4 separate regions of the Homo sapiens genome follow, and all the other regions are linked to region 3. Evidence: chromatin loops called from intact Hi-C (ENCODE). Cell type or tissue: endothelial cell of umbilical vein. All regions are shown on one strand. Region 1 overlaps POLR3B (RNA polymerase III subunit B). Region 2 has its middle 36 kb from the start of TMEM263-DT. Region 3 overlaps RIC8B (RIC8 guanine nucleotide exchange factor B). Region 4 holds the start of LOC100505978 (a long non-coding RNA gene).

The links. Peaks named below come from ENCODE experiments on the same cell type or tissue, not always from the same donor. Only the 100,000 strongest peaks of a DNase experiment are listed, where the experiment ranks them.
Region 1: it touches region 3 in a loop (11-fold over the local background); 72 of 110 quality-filtered maps call a loop at or near these places.
Region 2: it touches region 3 in a loop (2.0-fold over the local background); 17 of 110 quality-filtered maps call a loop at or near these places.
Region 4: it touches region 3 in a loop (11-fold over the local background); 18 of 110 quality-filtered maps call a loop at or near these places.

The regions. Positions count from the first base shown.
Region 1 is chr12:106,384,439-106,389,438 of GRCh38, forward strand. All of the region lies in intron 9 of POLR3B (RNA polymerase III subunit B), which reads left to right. Among named protein-coding and RNA genes, the nearest start is that of POLR3B, 29 kb to the left of the region's middle. In endothelial cell of umbilical vein, a CTCF peak has its summit at 1,963 (motif pointing right); a DNase peak (open chromatin) is centred at 1,973.
Region 2 is chr12:106,917,342-106,922,341 of GRCh38, forward strand. No RefSeq gene overlaps it. Among named protein-coding and RNA genes, the nearest start is that of TMEM263-DT, 36 kb to the right of the region's middle. In endothelial cell of umbilical vein, CTCF peaks have their summits at 1,629 and 2,768 (motif pointing left); DNase peaks (open chromatin) are centred at 1,620 and 2,760; H3K27me3 peaks cover 672 bases.
Region 3 is chr12:106,838,915-106,843,914 of GRCh38, forward strand. RIC8B (RIC8 guanine nucleotide exchange factor B) reads left to right here. Exons shown (of 10, transcript NM_001330145.2): 5 at 3,675-3,903; 6 at 4,938-5,000. Among named protein-coding and RNA genes, the nearest start is that of RIC8B, 67 kb to the left of the region's middle. In endothelial cell of umbilical vein, a CTCF peak has its summit at 2,997 (motif pointing left); DNase peaks (open chromatin) are centred at 1,477 and 2,857; H3K27ac peaks cover 1,424 bases.
Region 4 is chr12:106,681,227-106,686,226 of GRCh38, forward strand. It overlaps RFX4 (regulatory factor X4), which reads left to right. Exons shown (of 18, transcript NM_213594.3): 5 at 767-828. All of the region lies in intron 1 of LOC100287944 (a long non-coding RNA gene), which reads right to left. It overlaps LOC100505978 (a long non-coding RNA gene), which reads right to left and starts at 3,474. Exons shown (of 4, transcript NR_038912.1): 1 at 3,434-3,474; 2 at 2,276-2,518; 3 at 765-943. In endothelial cell of umbilical vein, no CTCF peak of the experiment used is centred here; no DNase peak of the experiment used is centred here.

The DNA of each region.
Region 1 (5,000 bases), 450 kb before region 3:
CAATACTTGTGGTGCTTTTGTGGTTATTCACAGATATGCACTGACACAGAGTGGTAAAAACTTAGAATCACCCAGCGCACATATTCCCAGCTGAGATTGAACAAGGCAACACTCTGCCTTCTTGTTTCAGCCCTCATGCTGTAATCGAGTGTCTGTTTTGCAGTCTATTTAGTGCCGTATTTTTTGTATTTTTGTGCTTTGTTGATTGCAGTATAAGATGGCCCCCTAGTATAATGCTAAAGTGCTGTCGAGGTGTTCCAAAGGGCAAACAGGCTGTGATGTGCCTTCTGGAGAAAATATGTGTTAGATAAGCTTGATAAGCTTTGTTCAGGCATGAGTTATAGTGCTGTTGGCTAACTTCAAAGTTAACTAATCGATATATATTAAATGTCTTTTTTTTTTTTTTTGAGATGGCGTTTCGCTCTTTCACCCAGGCTGGAGTGGAATGGCGTGATCTCAGCTTAATGCAACTTCCCGTCCAGTTTCAAGCTATTCTCCTGCCTCAGCCTCCCAAGTAGCTGCGATTTCAGGCGCCCTCCACCACGCCCAGCTAATTTTTGTATTTTTGGTAGAGATGGGGTTTCACCATGTTGGCTAGGCTGGTCTCGAACTCTTGACCGTGTGATCCTCCCGCCTTGGCCTCCCAAAGTGCTGGGATTAGGTGTAAGCCACAGCGCCTGGCCTTAAATATCTTTTAAAAGAAACACACAGAAAATAACGTTCTGTATTGATTAGTTGAGGAAAATGTTGTGACCATAGGCTCACAGGAACCTAGCCCTATATTTTTCCTGGAGCAATGGTTCAGTATTCACTATTCAGTATTTGGTATAATTCAGCAACTTTATAGAACATAACTACCTTGGATAATGATAACCGATTGTATATAGGTATAAAATGAATCTTGATAACCAGTTTAGTTGAAATGAAGAGCTCAGATTATTTGAGGAGATACTGGATGCTTCAGATAATTTTAGAAATTTATAGTATTTATTCAGTTTCAATAGTTATGATAGTGGAAATAATTTTTGAGTCAAAATTAGAAAAAAAACAAAGGAAGAGATCCTCTGAGGCTGAACTAAGTTCGTTGAAACGGAAAAGCATTTTGGGTATAAGCCTCAGAGGAGTAAGAAAGAAGGGAATGAGTCTTTACTGTTAAAGTTGTAATCAGGTGACAGAGTATAGGAGTCAGGGAGGAAAGTAGCCCTCAAATCAGTCTGGTGATTGGGATTTAGGGAGAGAGTATTGGTAAGAGTATTCATAAGTATTGAATGGACATTGACAAGTCAGGTTCTTTAACTCAGGAAGCATCCATGTTCTAAATGCAATTGTGTGAAGAAACTTTTAGGAAATTTTAAACTGTTTATTGTAGCCTAATGTGCTTTTGAGTTCTATAAATGAGATGGAGCCATTTTCTTTTCAGGATGATGATGATGATAGTCTTAGTAGCAGTACCATGATATCAGAGGGCCCAGGAAGAATTCTTAAATATACTTTTTCTTTTCTTTCTTTACGGTTTGCATTTTTTAAGCACAAAAGTAATTTTGACTTTTCTTGTAGGGATCCCACAGTGCCCAATGCAGTGTTTTATGTACATACTGATGAATAAAGAAAATTTTATCTAACGGGGCTGGGCGCGGTGGCTCATGCCTATAATCCCATCGCTTTGGGAGGCCAAGGTGGGTGGATCACTTGAGGTCAGGAGTTTGAGACCAGCCTGGCTAACATGGTGAGAAGCCATCTCTGCTAAAAATACAAAAACTAGCCGGGCATGGTGGCTCACGCCTGCCCCAGCTACTTGGGAGGCTCAGGCAGGAGAACTGCTTGAACCCAGGAGGCAGAGGTTGCAGTGAGGCGAAATCGCACCACTGCACTCCAGCCTGGGTGACAGAGGGAGACTCCGTCTCAAAAAAAAAAAAAAAGAAAACTTTATCTAATGGTGTAGAATTACATCTCCAGCAGAGGGCAGTATGTTCCCATGCATCCAAAGGACTTTTTTTTTTAGAAAGTTTTATAGACACTTGAAGATGCATAGTACTCTTTCTTTCTACCAGAAATTATAAATTAATTATAATGCATATAATCTTCTATCACTCATGGAAAATGCATGACTAGACTCATGCATACATTAAAATCAGAAAACATTAAGTACTGTTTTTTGGCCCGGTGATGAGTTTAATAAGACAGTTTTGCTGGGCGTGGTGGCTCACACCTGTAATCCCAGCACTTTGGGAGGCCGAGGTGGGCGGATCACGAGGTCAGGAGATGGAGACCACCCTGGCTAACACGGTGAAACCCCGTCTTTACTAAAAATACAAAAAATTAGCTGGGCATGGTGGCAGGTGCCTGTAGTCCCAGCTACTCAGGAGGCTGAGGCAGGAGAATGGCGTGAACCTGGAAGCCGGAGCATGCAGTGAGCCAAGATCACACCACTGCACTGCAGCCTGGGCAACAGAGCAAGACTCTGTCTCAAAAAAAAAAAGAAAAAAGTTTCTTCTGTCAAGTTTGTTTAATGTTTATATTGTACATCTATACACGCATATGCTTACATACACACAGCTGACTTAAATCCTTTTTAGAATAGGGCTGTAAATTAACAATATGCATATTTATGTAACCAGTAGTTGTGGTTTCAGACTTCTCCCTTTCTGATTATAAAAACATTCCTTGCATTATTTAAATTTAGAAAGCCACTTAAAAGTATATCTACATTTTTGGATATATTTTTCCAGACAGTTTTCCTGTGCTTTTGTGATATACACATACATTTTTATTTTTTTCACTTAACAGTGCATTATGAATAGCTTTCCCTGTTATGAATCTGCATCATTATTTTTAGTGACTGTTGTGTAGAAGTTGCATACTTGTGGTGGAATTTACTTAACCACTTTCCTCTAGTGGGGCATTTAGGCGTCATTTTTTTCCCCAAGGCTTTACTCTTAAACACAACCCTAGGATGACTGTTATACATACCTGTTTGTGCACATTGCTGATTGTTTTGTAAGACTTTATTCCTGAGAGTGGAATTTCTTTTTTTTTAAACTTGGTGCATGTTGCCAATTATTTTCCTGAAACGTATCCACTACATTCTAATCAGTAAATATTTTAAAATTTTTAGTTTGGATAAATGAGCTAAATATTTTGGTCATAAATGGTCACTTTTATTGGTCTCCCACAATAGGTATGTTTTAATAAATTGATGGGAATTTGTTTGATAACCACTATTTAGACTTTTCCATCTGGGAGGCAGCATAGAGTATTGGATATCTTAGAATCAGACAGATTTAGGTTGAATCCCAGCATCTGCACTTATTAGTTATGTGACCTTGGGCATATTTTCCAGTCTCTTTAAGTCTTGAATAACTCATCTATTAAGGTGAGAATTTTAAGAGAGTTGCTGTGAAGAGCAAACAGGATCATGTATTTTTTGAAAAGTCCTGGAAGGGGAGTGCCCTTTTTCTTTCCTTAGTTGTCTTTATGGTCAGAAACCCGGGAAAACAAATGGGGATACCAGAAAAGACACATCATTTCTCTTTGAGTGTTGTGTGGCCCTAACACAGACCTTGACAGTCATTAGGACTTGATGGTTGTTGATTATAACCAACAATTGGCTGAAAGTGACAGGAACAGCAGGGTTTCCAGATTCCATGCTGAGTCTGAATATGATGGAGAAAGCTTTTAAGACATAGATCAGCCTTATTTATGGACTTGGATCACTACAAAGGTTCTCCTGCCCATGAATCTTCCCCACTTTACATTTTGTATTCCCAAGTATGCTGCCTGCACTTATGATGGCATCTGTAGTTTGAAAGTTTTTGTGGAAAAGAGAATCAAATTTCAAGGGTGCTGGGCAGTGTTTCCTGGAAACTAACTTATATGGAAATTTATCTTTTTTTTTTTTGAGATGGAGTCTTGCTCTGTCACCAGGCTAGAGTGCAGTGGCGCGATCTCAGCCCACTGCAACCTCCAACTCCCTGGTTCAAGCGATTCTTCTGCCTCAGCCTCCCAAGTAGCTGGGATTACAGGCATGCACCACCACGCCCAGCTAATTTTTGTATCTTTAGTAGAGACGGGGTTTCTCCATGTTGGCCAGGATGGTCTTGATCTCCTGACCTGGTGATCTGCCCACCTTAGCCTCCCAAAGTGCTGGGATTACAGGCGTGAGCCAATGTGCCTGGCTGAAATTTATCTTCTTTAAAGAGAAACAGTTACAAAGTTAGAGAGGGCTATCACAGTTCTCTTATTACCTGCTGGGACTACTGTGAGTAATAATAGATTGATTTTGGTCTACTTTAAAGAAACATTAGAGATTTCTGAATATTAGATATTTTAAGAAGTTATTTCCTTTCCTGCCTTCACACAATATATTTCAACCTGTCACCATTAGTGTGTGTATCAGTCTCTTTTGCTCATTAGTATTCTTTTTGTCTTTAAAAGTCACGCTTTGTAGATATCTAAAAAGACCTCATGCCACTTTTTATAGTGCATCTCCCCTTATTTTTGTTCAATGGTATTGCTGATTGCTAGAGTGTAGGGGACCTGCTGAAATGTATTATCTCTGCTATTTTTTCATAAGTTTATTATGTAGGATTTACTTTTGACTTATTAGAAAAAATGATTTCAGATATCTGGAGTACAAAGAGGTCCATATAAAGCCAGTTTTCAGATGTCTAAATTATGTCTTTAAAGTAAAATAGTTGAGCATTTTGCTGTCGTTTCCATAGCAATATGTCATTTATTTGTAGCTGTGACTACTGAAGGCTAAATAGTCATAAAGTCAGTTCGGTCTTTGCAGCTGGTGTGCTTTGATGATAACTTGACTGAGTTATCGCCCCTGTATTTAGTGACTTGATATAGGAAGAGTTTAGTCCTTTTAGAGCAAAGCTTTGGCAGTAATCATGCTTTTTGCACATATGGTGTCATTTACCATGTGCTTGGCATATCTTTGCTTCATAGCTTAGAAATATTTGGAAGGCCTAAGCAGTCTGTTTAGATCCCTGTTA
Region 2 (5,000 bases), 78 kb after region 3:
TTAACTCCAGTTGCTTTCTCTGAAACTTGCAAAAAAAAAAAAAAAAAAAGTTGTTAGGAAACACCAGGACTAGAATTCAGCCGTGTCTTTCTTAAAAAAAAAAATCAGTTGGAGTGCCAGTTGTATAGGCACTGCCTTTTGTTACCAAAAAAAAAAAGTTTTAACTCCACAGTGGAAAAACTAACATTGTCACTAGGATATGAAGAAACCATGGTGAAGAACTAGCAACAGTGGGGCCCCGCAGAATGGCTGGCGGCATCTGTGCTGAGGGCCTTTATCAGTAGCCTTGTATGTTCTATTCAGGACTCTCAGGACGATTGTTGGCATGATGTAGACAAATTGACGCAAATTAGTTTAGCATGGGCTATGCAAAGTTTAAGCTTGTTGAGTAACACACGTGGACCACATAGCAACAGCTCCCAACACTATGCAAAAGTGTTAGATGCAAAGTACTAACTACCCTAGACTGTGCTATTCCAGATTGGAAGCAGAATTTGCAAATTACTGGGCAGTGCGGAGGAGGAGGGCAGGAAGCTGGCAGTGGAGACCGGATCCCCCATGCTGACCCTAAAGGCCAGTGATGGTTGAGAAAAATAACTCCTGAAAGTGCCGCTTGCTCTGCCTAAAACCGACTGCCTGTTATTTCATGGCCACAAATCCTCAAAGAACTGGCCCCAAAGATTAAGGGGATTCCGCCACTTTGCTCTTTACTTTTGGTTCAAATATCTCAAGACAATTCCTTTGGGGTTGGTGTCACACAGACCACCTAGAGGGACCTTCTAATTGTATTTACAGTAATTTAATTATGGCAGGGAGAGCTTCAGAAGGCAGGATTTACCAAGATTGATACTATGGGTGCCACTGGCAGAGTTTTGATCTGTTAAATCAACAGAGAAATGGTAAAAAAAAAAAAATAATAATAATAATAATAATAATAAAATAAAATAAAGCCACTCCAGAGTTTGGAAAACTACTTTATAGACTTTTTCTTCTTTTTTTTTAGTGGAGGCTGGGAAGGTGAAGGAGACATTTTCCTGGGGCCACGGCTTTCACGCTTTTGTTCATATTATTTTGTATTTCATATATGCATTATATCCATCTGATCTCACACACACACACACACACACAGAGTTTAGATATTATGAATGCACCATAGCCAAGTGTGTGTATGCGTATGCAGTTGTGTGTGTGTACTTAATTAAATATATCTCTGAATAGTTATTCAAAAACTTGGTAGCAAGTTCCTCCTCCGGGGAGGAGATCTAAGGTGGGGTGGGAGAGAGATTTACTTTTAACCTCATTTTCCATTCTTTTGTTTGCTTTTTTCTTTTTGTTTTCCAAAACAATTTTATACAAAAACATTTAAAATAGTTTTTGAGTGTATCCATAAAGAAACTTTTCATGCAAATATTAAATCATAAAAGTCAGCAACCTGTATATAATTCAGCCAATTGTAGGTTGTTTGGCTAACTAGTTACCTCGCCTTAGTTGGTGCCCTTCCCTTTCGGGTCCTCAGCCTTCCCGTCTATGAAAGGGTATAGACCAGCTGCTCCTGAAGGCCCCTTCCTCTCTATGAGATTGAATGACTAGAGTCTAAAAACAGCATGTGCTGCTACTGCCATCTAGCAGTCCAACTAGGGCTGCATGGATTTAGCTTTCCTCAGGTATTTTGAAAGACATCAGGGGGCTATTATTCAAAACACAAAAACTTCATTGAATATGCAAAGATCCTACAGCCCCTAAGTGCTTTCTGAGTGGGAGAGAGTATACATATATAAACAAATCTTAGACATTTAAAAAGTTGTTCTGAGCCTGTAATGTTTGACTATTGTAATATTTGACTACTGCAGTCAAACATTATACCATCATTGCAATTCAGTGGTCTCAAGGGCCTTTGGTGATGTGCCCAGACTGCCCAGTACAGCAGATATTTGTTGGGTACCCACTATGCATGCAGAGGACTGTGCAGGTGTGTGTGTGGTAGAAAGAGACAGGAATTTGGTATCATGCAGTTCAGACACCCTAACTCTTTAAGGACAGAGAACTGTGACCTTTCGGAGGTGTATTCCCAATAAGCCATGCATCTCCAACAGCTAGCAGAGCACTGGCACACAACAGGAAGTTAATAAATGCATGTTTTCAATGAATGCAGGAAGGAAGGAAGGAAGAAATAATCTGGATTTGAATTCATGTCCCCTGTTTATGAAGGCATTTTCTTCTTCATTTCCTCATTGGCACAATAGCAATGACAACCCTTGCCCCTGATTGTGAGGATCCAGTGCTATGACAAGGGGCAATGCCTCTGTCAGCTGGAAAAAGCTTTAAAAAAGAGGTGGGGTGGGGGAATCTCCGTATTTTGAGGCTCATCAACCACCTACTGTGCATGACAATGAGATATATTCTTCACTCCCCAAATTGATATTTCCATAGAAAATGTTTTCTGCCATGTATTCTAAGTTTTCTTGATTAAAGTGTATATTGCAGAAATACTGCAAATTCAGGCCTGAAGTACACTCAGGGATTTTTCTCTCCACCTCTTCCCGCAACCCTGCCCTTTCCTAGCAGAAGAACAGGACCTGTTCTTTGTTTTTACCGCATCTCCAGGTTTCCATATATGTACACTGAAGGAGTTGAATTAAATTAACCCTAAGGTCTTTTCCCTTTTAAACTCTAAAGCTTCTTCCCTTTAAAAACAGGTTCTTATAGGGAAAATTGTACAATGACACCGTGGGCTCAACTGTTGTAAAGAAGCTGTGATATGCTGCCACCTGTTGGTGATGCATTGAATTATTTTAAATTCTAAGCAAAACTGAGGTTTAGCATTTATTAATAAATAGTATTCACTATGACCAAATGAATTTACATACATATTTACAGTAGAAATGTATCACAGTGCCAAGGGCAAGAAATGTTTTCCCCAAAGGCAAAAATAATAGTTGACATTTAAAGACCAGAGTCTTTCAGTACCAAGCCCTACGTGAATTCTCCCACTTAATCCTCACAGCCACCCAGTTCTTTGATTATCCCCACTTTACAGATGAGGAAACTGATAGTCAGTGAGGCAATGACTTCCCCCAGGTCACATGGGTGGTAAGTAGCAGAGACATAACCTGGTTCCTTAACAACGATGCACTTAGCATAGTGTATTCTGTAGTGTTTTCTTGCTTCTGATTTGAAAAGAAATTAACATCATTGTAGAAATTTCTTAAATTACAAAGAAAAAAATAAATTGAAATCCCACCACTAAAATAAAATCAATGTTAACATTCTGTGCATATCTATCCAGTATTTTAGTGCTTATGTCATGTATACATTTGTACTTTTAAATATGATTATAATTGTTGGTTAAAACAAGAGTTCCCTTTTTTTTGATTCATTCATTTCTCCATTCATTCATTTCTCCGATTAAATTTAACAAATGCTTAATTTGTACCAGGTGGAGATACAATGGATGGGATTTTTTTTTAAAGACATTATATAAGCTTGTCCAACCTGCCTTATTTTGTTGTTGTTGCTGTTCTGTTTTGTTTTGCTTTAGGCTTTTAGCAGCCTGAAACCATGGTTTTTTGTTTCTGTCTCTAGTGATAAGCAGAAAAGAGGCAAGAGGAAGGGGCTTTACTGGCCCAACCAGAAGCAAAAACTAAGAACCCATGACTGTATTCTGTCCCTTGGCACTCCTGGATGAGATAAATAAATGTTCTAAAGGAAAAATAGTTCCGGGAGAACAGGTAAGAAGGGAAGTTAGTTTGCACAGGGGGAACACAAGGCTTCCCTGAGGAGGTGATGCTTGGAAAGATTTGGATGGTTCAGGTACCCCTTTCCCCCACCTCACAACTAACTTTCCAAGCAATTCTTTGCTTCAAGGAGGGAAAGGCCTGCCCTCTTCATTCTCTTTCCAGTGCTCAGGTAGGCACAGAGACAGATCAGTTAGCCCTTGCCTAAGCAGATGAAAGAGTGGGAGTAAGACGTTATTCTTCTCGTATTGTGGGCACTCCAATACTTACCAGTGATTCTTTGGGGACCTTCTCTCTCTTGGCCTAAGGGAGAGGAAAACTTCTCACCCCAAACACTGCACCTTCACCTTCAACAGTAGAGGATCTAGGTGTCTAGCCTCAGGTGTTGGTGCTTGCCTCCTGTGGGGGAGAACTAGCTCCTACAGGTTTCAACTGAGATCCCAGTGTCAATTTCTGAGCAACCAAAAAAGGCCCCTCAGCAATTGCACCACAAGTTCTCAGTCCGAACTAATTGATGATAGCCTAATCAGCCTCTCTTCTTCCAGTTTCTCCTCACTTAATCTATCCTATAGTGGGCTACAAAGTCGGTCTTCCCAAGAATAGTTAAAATAATGCTATTAACTCGAAACTTTCAGCATATCCCTAAATAAACTAGTTTCAGTAACATTTTTATCAATAACTTGGATTTGCTGATACTTTTCCTTTGCTTTCTTTCCCAATTCCACCCCCTTCCCCCATGTACACATCACTCAGCTTTTATTTTTCATTCTTGCTTTTTAAATTTTTTGTTGTTGTTGTTGTTCTGAGATGGAGTCTTGCTCTGTCACCCAGGCTGGAGGGCAGTGGCGCAACCTCCACCTCCTGGTTTCAAGCGATTCTCCTGCCTCAGCCTCCCGAATAGCTGGGATTACAGGCACCTGCCACCACACCCGGCTAATTTCTTTGTATTTTTAGTACAGACAGGGTTTCACCATGTTGGCCAGGCTGGTCTCAAACTCCTGACCTCAAGTGATCCACCTGCCTTGGCCTCCCAAAGTGCTAGGATTACAGGCATGAGTCACCGCAACCAGCTAAAATTTTTAAATTTTTGTGGATACATAGTGGTGTATATATTTATAGGGTACATGTGATGTTTTGATAAAGGCATGCAATGTGAAATAATCACATCATGGAGAATGGGGTATCCATCCCTTCCAGCATTTATCCTTTGTGTTACAAACAATCCAATTACACTCTTTTAGCTATTTTTAATGTCCAATTATTATT
Region 3 (5,000 bases):
AAAGGTACTTAACATCACTAATGCAAATCAAAACCTCAGTATCACCTCATACCTTGTTAGAAGGGTTATTCCAAAAAAAAAAAAAAAACCTCAAAAAACAAAAGATAATCGATGGTAAGGATGTGAAGAAAAGGAAATCTTTTTACACTGTTGGTGGGAATGTAAATTAGTATAGCCATTATGGAAAACAGTGTGGAGTTTTCTCAAAAGATGAAAAATAGAATTATTTGATTCAGCAATCACGCTTCTGGGAGTATATCCAAAGGAAATAAAATCACTGTTTCACAGAGATATCTGCATTTTCATCACATGGTCCTTACAGCACTGTTCACAATAGCCAAGATACTGAAACAACCTAAATGTCTATCAGTCAGATGAATGGATAAAATGTGCGTATATATGTATACACACACAGAGCAGAATCAGTAGAGTATTATTCAGCCTTTAAAAAAAGAAGGAAATCCCATCACTTGGAACAACATGGGTGGATCTGGAGGGCATTATGATAAGTGAAATAAACCAGGCACAGGACAAATACTCCATGATCCCACTTTTATGAGGAGTTTAAAATAGTGAAGCTTGTAGAACTAGATAGTAGAATAGTGGTTATCTGGGGCTGGGGAGAGGAGTAAATGGGGAGGTGTCAGTCAAAAGATACAAAGTTTTAGTTATGCAAGATAAGGTCTGGAGATCTCCTGTGTAGCAGAGCCTATAGTTAGCAATACTGTATTGTATACTTAGAATGTTGCTAAGGGAATAGGTCTTACGTTAAGTGCTCTTACCACAAAAGAAAAAAATACTTTTCAAAGATTTTGAGGGGTTTGGGTGCAGTGGCTCACGCCTGTAATTCCAGCACTTTGGGAAGCCATGGCAGGAAGATTGCTTGAGCCCAGGAGTTTGAGACCAGCTTGGGGAGCATAGTGAGACCTTGTCTCTACTAAAAATTAAAAAATTAGCAAGGGGCATGGTGGCGTGTGCGTGTGGTCCCAGCTACTCAGGAGGCTGAGGTGGGAGGATCATTTGAGCCCGGGAAGTCAAGGCTGCAGTGAGCCATGATCATGCCACTGCACTCTGGCCTGGGCAAGAGACTCTATCTCAAAAACAATTTTTTTTAATGAATAAAGAGGGCAAAAGGAAAATCTTTTGGAGATTTTAAGATTCGTTTACATAGACTTTACAGCCTTGAAAAAAGATATGTAAGCCCCAAATATAAAGAAGATACATTTGACCAGCAAGATTTATTAACAGCTATGGATCTACGTGTGCCATATCATGTTCTTCAGTGTAATTTCATGTTTTTGTCCAGCGATTCACAGAGGACTAGATTTTAGATTGCCTTTCCTCTCCCACAACTGACAAGGCTTTAATCAGGGCATTAAGGAGTTCTAAATAGGTCTTGCTTTTGAATCTGCATATCAGGAGGGGGCTGGGAGCATGAGCGGGAGGATGTCATGTCTCAGTGATTAATGATCTCTAGGAAGCTGAAAAGGGGAGTGTAATATACACAGTATTTCTACCCCCTGGAGTAGGAATGCAAACACTATTGTGCAGATCTGTGCATAGTCACTGACTTCCTGGTAGCTGGAGAATTTCATACACTCTTCTACCACAAATAAAACTGTCAGAGAAGTGACAGAGCTCAAAAAGCTGGCCTTCCTTACTTAAAAAGAATAGCTCAAACACAGTGAGCCAGAAAAATTAATTTTGTAGTTGTTTGGAAACCAAGTTGTTAAATAAGAAATAAGAAAATGGGAACTTTTCTTGAAAAGCCTAAAACCTCCAAATATTTGTTGAATCAAACTCTACATTTGGTTTCTTAAATTTACTGAATTCCTGGAAACTGCTTACTTTAAACGAATTTAAAGGGGAAACATTCCTTTGTAATGAAATGACCCATCTGAAACTTTTCAATCTGGTCTCTGGTAGGTTCAGAGCATCATACGGTCAGTGTATTTAAGAGCCTATTGCCTGATGTTTAGGGAAAAAATCATAACATTTCAGAATGGCTTGTATACAGTTTTTGAAAATAATTCTAAGGTAGAGTTATTTCCCCCCTTTTATTCTCAATGAATCTATGGTATTATTTAGTAACAATTTCTAAGTGCTTAAGATAGAAGCAAAACGTTCTGAACTATAGATAAGATAAACTACAGATATTTGCAAAAAAAAGTTTTAAGAGAAAGTTTTGGGGAAAGCTTATATTTCAGCCACCTTTGATTATTTACCAATAACCAAATATAGAGATTTTGTGCATAACACCAGTAGCAGCAGCAGTATTTGGTTTTAGTGAGGGCAATCAAATAACTTGTATTTTACTAGGAACCATTTATTCATATGACTTGTTAAATTATTTTTTGCTCTTGATTCATTTTTTTGATGCCCTATACATTACCACTTTCTGTTCTGCATTGTCTAACTTTTCAACTGACTTGTTACTGGTTTTTATTTTTCCATAATATAAAAAGAAAGGAAATATTCATTCTTGGGGAAGTGGAGCACAATTCAGGGTAGAGGAAAGAAAAATTTTTGTATTTCTATTTCTTTGTTTTTCTGTTTGTTTTGCTTTATTTTTTAGGGTGTCACTATAATCTAAAGTAGAAGGAGCTACTGGTCTAAATTAAGATAGTATCAGATAGATTAAGCTCTAAATTTGGTTTCCAAGTGGTTGGACTTTTAAATTGCATTTGCAGGAGTTTATTTTTAGTCAGGATGTGGTTATTTTTAGATCTGCTTCTCTGTCACTAGGAAATAAAATGCCTGTCTTTCCATTGTTGATCAGGAAGTTCTAAGGCACAGGCATATAAGAGCCAGTTAGCCCAGAACACCACCACTCCTTTTAGATGAAAGAATATGAAATAACTCATGGAAGAAAATATGTTTGTTGAGAACATATCTAATTTTGAAATTGTTAGTGTCATTTTAATCTTTTGTACACTGAACAACAGAACAAGGTTTTTAGGGAATGCCAAAAATATAAGGTTTGGGTTCCCCCTACTGGTGTGCATCCCAGTCTCGTGTATTCATTAATACACAGCTGAAAGGCCTAGGGGCTAGAGATTAGAAATAGCTATATTAACTTCATTTAGAGACCTGATGATAAGAAAGAGAGAAAAAACTCCATTTCCCTTTTTCTGCATATGTCTTACAAAAATTGGGATGATTTTTAAATTGTATTTTCTACATTTAGAAAGAATAAAACTTAATTCTACCATATTTGGTTTATTGTTGTTGCTACTGATAAGCTGCTTATTTTCAGTGTTTCTCAAATGCTTTATGTTGTAATCTAAGGAATAATAAAACACCAGTGGATCCACAAAAGGATTTAAAATCCCAGGGAAGAAATGCAAAGCTAGCATTGTTGCCATAATAAAATTAAGGAGCTGGCATTAAAGCTCACTAATTCCTATTTTAGCATTTCAGAAAGTGACATGACATCATGTGATTGTGTCTGTCTATTCAACATTTGTTTTTTTTCTAATTTGTACAACATATATTTGAAACAGTTTTTTATTTCCTATCTCATAGTAAGTGTCAAGTGTCCATAATGGCTCATTTTTGGAAAAGAAATATTTTAATTGACTCTTAAAAGTCACTTTTGAACTTCTTATTATGTTTGCATTTTAAAGGACTATTCAATCAAGTTAAAATATTGTATTTTTTTAATTGCTTTTCAGCAATGCAGTCAACCTTTTAAGCAATGTTCCAGTCTCTTGTTTGGATGTTCTCATTTGTCCGTTAACCCATGAAGAAACAGCCCAAGAGGCAACGACTCTAGATGAACTGCCCAGTAATAAAACAGCTGAGAAAGAAACAGTTTTGAAAAACAATACCATGGTATACAATGGTATGAATATGGAGGCCATTCATGTTTTACTGAATTTTATGGAGAAGAGAATAGACAAGGTAAGGCTGATAAAATGGAAGCCCTGGGAAGATGCTTCCAAAGAATGTAAATGTGCCATACATACAGACACACATCACAGAGCATGATTTTTAAATCTAAGCTTTTTTTCTGACTGATGTGCTGCATAATTGTTTTTACTTTGGAAAGCAGTTTATTACAATATATGATAAATTGCTGAAGCCATGTTAATTTATTTGTTTAATGCTGAAAATTATGTTCATGCAACACCAAAATTATGACTAGTGCTTGAAAACAAAGGAAAAAGTAATTACTGTTCCATTTTGTTACTTTGTGAGTCCTAGAAATAAAAAATATCCCCCCAAAAACTTGCTAAATACTCTTCATAATACCTAAAAGACATCTTCCCAAAAAAAAGAAAAAAGAAGACCTTGTCAATTTCCCATTTGTTGTGAGCTGTTTATACATTCTCTGGTCTATCACTCACTTTGTCAGGTATCTGTATTAAAAGGCAGCAAGGTAGCATAGTCCAGTCACCAAAATTTTGCTTCATTCAAGCCCTTTGGCTAAGCCCATGGGAATCCTAGAAAATGTAGGAACATCCAGGAAGGACCAAAAAAGGCAATAGTAAACATGAAGATGATAAAATGGAAATGTTTTTAGGAAAAGAATTTTTAAAATAGTTTGTAAGCTTAGGTAACATAAGATGTCCCCACCTCGTGGATCACGAGGTCAGGAGATCGAGACCATCCTGGCTAACATGGTGAAACCCCATCTCTACTAAAAGTACAAAAAATTAGCCAGGTGTGGTGGTGGGCACCTGTAGTCCCAGCTACTCAGGAGGCTGAGGCAGGAGAATGGCGTGAACCCGGGAGGTGGAGCTTGCAGTGAGCCGAGATTGCGCCGCTGCACTCCAGCCTGGGCAACAGAGGGAGACTCCCTCTCCCAAAAAAAAAAAAAAAAAAAAAGTCCCCACCTCAAAAACAAATTGATATCCTCAGTTACATGAAGGAAAGTAATACTGTTAGAAACAAAACTAACGTATTTCAAAAACATATGGTTTTTTTTTTTATAGGGAAGCAGCTATAGAGAGGGTCTAACTCCAGTTCTCAGCTTATTAACCGAATGTTCCCGAGCC
Region 4 (5,000 bases), 160 kb before region 3:
CATGTGCCAAACCCTGTATGAGGTCCTTGCTCTCATGGAGCGTGTGTTCAAGCAGGAGGAGACATAAACTAAGTACCCAGAGAGTAAGTGAACAAGATAACTTCAGATAGTGCTAAGTGATAAGAAGACAAAGCAGGGCCATGTGACCCTTGTGCTACTCCACACTGGCTGGTCTGAGAAGGCCTCTGGGCAGAAGGACATTGTCCAGACGCCTGAATGGTTAAAGAGGAGGCAGTCTTGTGAAGAGCTGAGTGAAATTCCACTCCTGGGTGCAGTACAAAGGCCCCCCATGGGGAGCAACGCTGGTGTGTTTCAGTAATAGAGAAAACAATAAAAAGCCAGTGTGGCTGGGATCTGGTGAGTAAAGGTGAGAATTATAAGAGAGGAAGGCCAGAAGGTAAGCAGGACGAGTTACAGAGGCTAAGTGTGGGTTTTAGTTCCAGGTGCTGTGGAAGCCACTGGAGGGTTTTAAACAGGGGAGAGGCAGGTTCTGGACCAACCAGAACTCTCCTTCCTTTGTGAGTAGGACGGGGTGAAGCATAGAGTGGCCAAGTGAGACCCCCTTAGTATCCAGAGCCCCACAACCATCCAAGCACTCCCCACTCTGACACCAGTAGTCTTCTCCAGGGTCCTCACAGACTCCTATTAAGTCATTGCAACCAAGGACCTATGTTTTCCTCCCTTCTGTAGATGGCTATTTGTAAAACTCAGTCACTATGCTCCCAACTCTTCCCAATGGGTAACTGATTCTTGTGTTGACTTACAGATCATAAGGCAGCAGTTTCCTCAGTTAACCACCAGAAGACTCGGGACCCGAGGACAGTCAAAGTAAGCACCGGACGGCCATTCCACCTGCAGAGCGCACATCTATGGGCCTCGAGACAGGCCACACCCTTGGCTCTTTATCCTGAGCTCTGTCTGCAGGCCTGGCAGAAGTCTGTGCCTAGAGGGAATATGGAAGAGCTTTATGACGGCCAGGGCCCCTCTCTCAGGACTCCTGAAAGAGAGGTTGTCCAAAAGCCCAAGACGAGTTGGCTCTGCTGCTTTAAGGAATCTGATTTTGTACCACCCTGCTTTTAGGCATATTTTGTAAAATAGTCTTGGGCATCATTGAAAGGATTGCCTTGTGGCCTCTTGGAGGATCACCAGGTTATCTGGACTGTTTTGCTGAGCAAACTCTGCTCTGATAGTATGCAGTAGACCAGAGAAGCAAAACTGTACTATTCCCTGCATGGGAGATGGGGCAGAAAGGTCCAGCTGCACCATGGTCCATGAGGGTTCACGGCTTCCCATTCATCAGTTTCATCAAGCAACCAACCAACTCATGCTTTATACTTTCTGTGTGTCACATATGTGGTGCTAGGTACTGGGAACACAGGAGCAAATCAGTTGCTGCCCTCATGGAGCATAGATTCCGGTGGGAAACAGACAAAACAGAGAATCAGATTGTGACAAAGTTGTAGCAGAGAGCAACAAAAGAGGAATGGCCAGGGAAGGTCTTTCAGAGGAGGTTACATTTAAGTAAAGACTAGGGGAGTGCAGAAGGCTGTGCAGACACTTGTCTGCTAGGTGTGAGTCAGTGGGAAGGGAATCTCTTCCTGTACTGCTCGACCTTCATTAAAATCTGCATTTATAGGACTTGCCTCTAAGGATGTTTCAAAAATTGTTGGACGATAATAGGTGTTCCATGAAGAAGAGCAGCAGGCCCTATAAGTTTGGTTAACACTAAGTTTAAACAGTTTCCTTTACTGCAAGACTTCTCAGAACCCTTATTATGCTAATGTACAAGGTGACTCCACTAGAGGGTGCCTTATTATGCAGCATTTCTAAGCATTTTGACCACGTTGAGCAGGTCAGCACATAGTGACCTATAAAACACTGTAACTTTTTAGAAAGGCAACCATATAGGACTTTTAAGACTTGTCTTGAAGGATGTGTCAAAAGCATGTCCAGTGCTCTCACCCTGGGCCAAACCCCTGTCCCTCACCAGCTCCTCTCATCCCTGGGCAGCACATTCCCATCCTCCAAGGGTGGGTTTGATTTTGGAGCCAAGGTAGGGAAAGAAAATGGATGATCGAACTGGGAAAAACCCTTTTTTGGTATTCTGAAAATAATGAGACTAATTTTTTTGGTGTAGCTCAGAAGCTTTTGAACCAGTCTCTAAAGGAATTTCCAGAAGACTGTTGAACAAAGGACCTCTTGGAATAAATTCCTAATAATTTTCCAAGATGACTATTCTGAAAAAAAAAAAAAAAAAAAAAAAAAAAAAACAAACCTCAGTTATAATTTTAAAATTCTGGTATTTGTTTAAAAGTAAGGTTTCAGCCTTGGTACGATTATAGATTACAAAAGCCAGGTTCTTCCTTGTTTGCTGGTAAACACATAGTAGGCAATTCAAAATGTTGGTCAAACAGAAGAGTGGATGGATAGAACGATATGGAATAAATGAAAATAAATTATTTTTCTCCAGCTCTTGGTCTTTGAGGAATCAGTGGCTCCGATAGCTTGTTGCTCATTTCTAAGAAGAGCAGAAATAGTAAAGACACACAGTAAAGAGAGAGCAGAAAGGTTTCCCATCCTGCATAAACAGAGAAAATTTCCTTCTGTCCACATGGGAGAGTCTGTTTTTGTTTTGTTTGTTTTTCTTTTTCTTTAACCTCGAGGTTGGCAAAATACCCTCTTTAAAAATTCTGTATAATCAATTTTATTGTATCCTCTTCCATAAGGATACTCCAAAGTTGGTCACACCTTCGACCAGTTGAAAGGCAGTAAGAAGCTCTTGTCTCCAACCTGCATCATGGCCTTATAGAGAAACTCCCTTGGCAAATTGACAATGACAGAAGAAATCTGGGGGGGTGGGCCAGGTGCAGTGGCTCACGCCTGTAATCCCAGCACTTTGGGAGGCTGAGGCCCGTAGATCACTTGAGGTCAGGAGTTCAAGATCAGCCTGGCCAACATGGTGAAACCCCATCTCTACAAAAAATACAAAAATTAGCCGGGCATGGTGGCACGTCCCTTTAGTCCCAGCTACTCAGGAGGCTGAGGCAGGAGAATTGCTTGAAGCTGAAAGGCAGAGGTTTCAGTGAGCCACGATTGCACCACTGCACTCCAGCCAGGGTGACAGAGCGAGACCTGTCTCAAAAAAAAGCACATTCTGCACATGTATCCCCTGCCTTTTTTTAGAAGAAATTAAAAAATAAATAAATAAATCTGGGGGTGGCTGGTGAGGAATGTGTTGTTGTGCCCTACAGAACTGAAATAGAAGAACTCAAGATCAGAGCAGTAGCTTCACTGTGGTTGTTGATTTTAGCTACGTGATCTCTGAATAGTCAAGAAGTGGTCTGGTCTGAACATATTAGATGATCTGGCTCTTAAGAAGTTATAAAGGTGAACTTTTTAAGGTTACGGTGGTGTGTCATAACTGTCATCCCACCTGAAGCCACCGGAACCATGCTCCTCCCCCACCCACAGAGTGAGTTCCAGGTGGGAAGGCAGTTATGACAGTTGAGAAGTAGTAGAAGACACGGAAGGCACAGAAGGCAGACTTCGCTCAGCACAAAGAATTTTCTGATAACCATACTGGCAAAATGAACTGGGCTGCCTTCGGAGGGTCTGAATTCTTCATCCCAGAAGGCATTCAGATAGATTCGAGATGCCCACTAAGCAGAAATATCACGGAATGGTATCAGGAGTAAAGGAGGGTTGGGGAGAGGGAAGGTTTTGACGTGCTCATCTCTTCCCTCCTCGCAAAAGCCCTTCCCATAATTCAAAATGCCTTCTCATCTGTATGATTTTGTGACTTTCATTGTATCTCCATGGGTAGAGAAAAGTAGTTAATATGTTGTGCGGTGTTTCTGAAAGCGAGGTCCACGGATGACCTAACATTTGTATTGCCACGGGACTGTGAAAATCGACTCTAGACGTACTAAATAGGAGTCTTTAAGGGGGGAGCAGGGCCCAGGAGTCTCTATTTTAATGGTTTTTTTTCTTCTTCTTCTTTTAGTCCTAGCTACTAGACTACCAGGGATATTTTAATATGTTTTGTAAGTGATTCTTAGTAGTAGTAAGGTTTGAGAATCACTGGCTTAGTGGTTCAAAGCACTTGGGAGGTTCAAATCCTGCCTCTGCTCCTTACTCACTGGCTGATCTTGGGTGCATGACTTAAATTCTCTGGGCCTTAGTTTCCTTATCTATAAAAATGGGGATAATAATTAATTCTAGCTTTATGGGGATTTTGTGAGATTAAATAAGATAATGTGTGTCAAGCACTCAGTACCAGAGATCTCAAACTGATGTGCTTTAGAATTACCCCTATGGTGCTTGATTCAGTGCTGATTCCTGGGCCCCATTCCCAGATGTTCTAAATCAGTAGGTACTGAGAGAGGGCCCAGGAGTCTGTATTTTTATTAAACTTTAAAAATGATTCTGATAAGATCAAAGTTTATAAGACTATCTTGCAGTGTTTTCAGTAGGATAGCACTGTGGCTTCATAGTCAAAAAGACCTGTCTGTGTTCAAGAACCTGTTCCTCCCCTAAACAGCTATATGACCTTAAACAAATTATTTGAGCTTTCTTGCCTCCAGTTTCTCATGTGTAGAAAGACTGTAATAATTTCCATTATTGGTTATTTTACAAATTAATGCATGCAAAGTCCTTTGCAAACTGCCTGGCATGTAGCCAATATATAATGCTCAATAGATTATAGCTAAAATCTAAACAAAATGCAGCCTCCAATCCCTTGTTAGTCTTAATTGAAAACATTGCTAATATTAAGCCTATTTTGAGTTAATAAAAAGTTCTGGTCTTCGCTTTACATTCAGTGTCAACTGAAGCACTGAATTTACCTTTTTAAAAATACAGTTCTTTGAGACTACCATTTATTGATTAAGAAAAACATAGGCCAAGGCCAGGCGCGGTGGCTCATGCCTGTAATCCCAGCACTTTGGGAGGCCAAGGTGGGCAGATCATGAGGTCAGGAGTTTGAGACCAACCTGACCAAC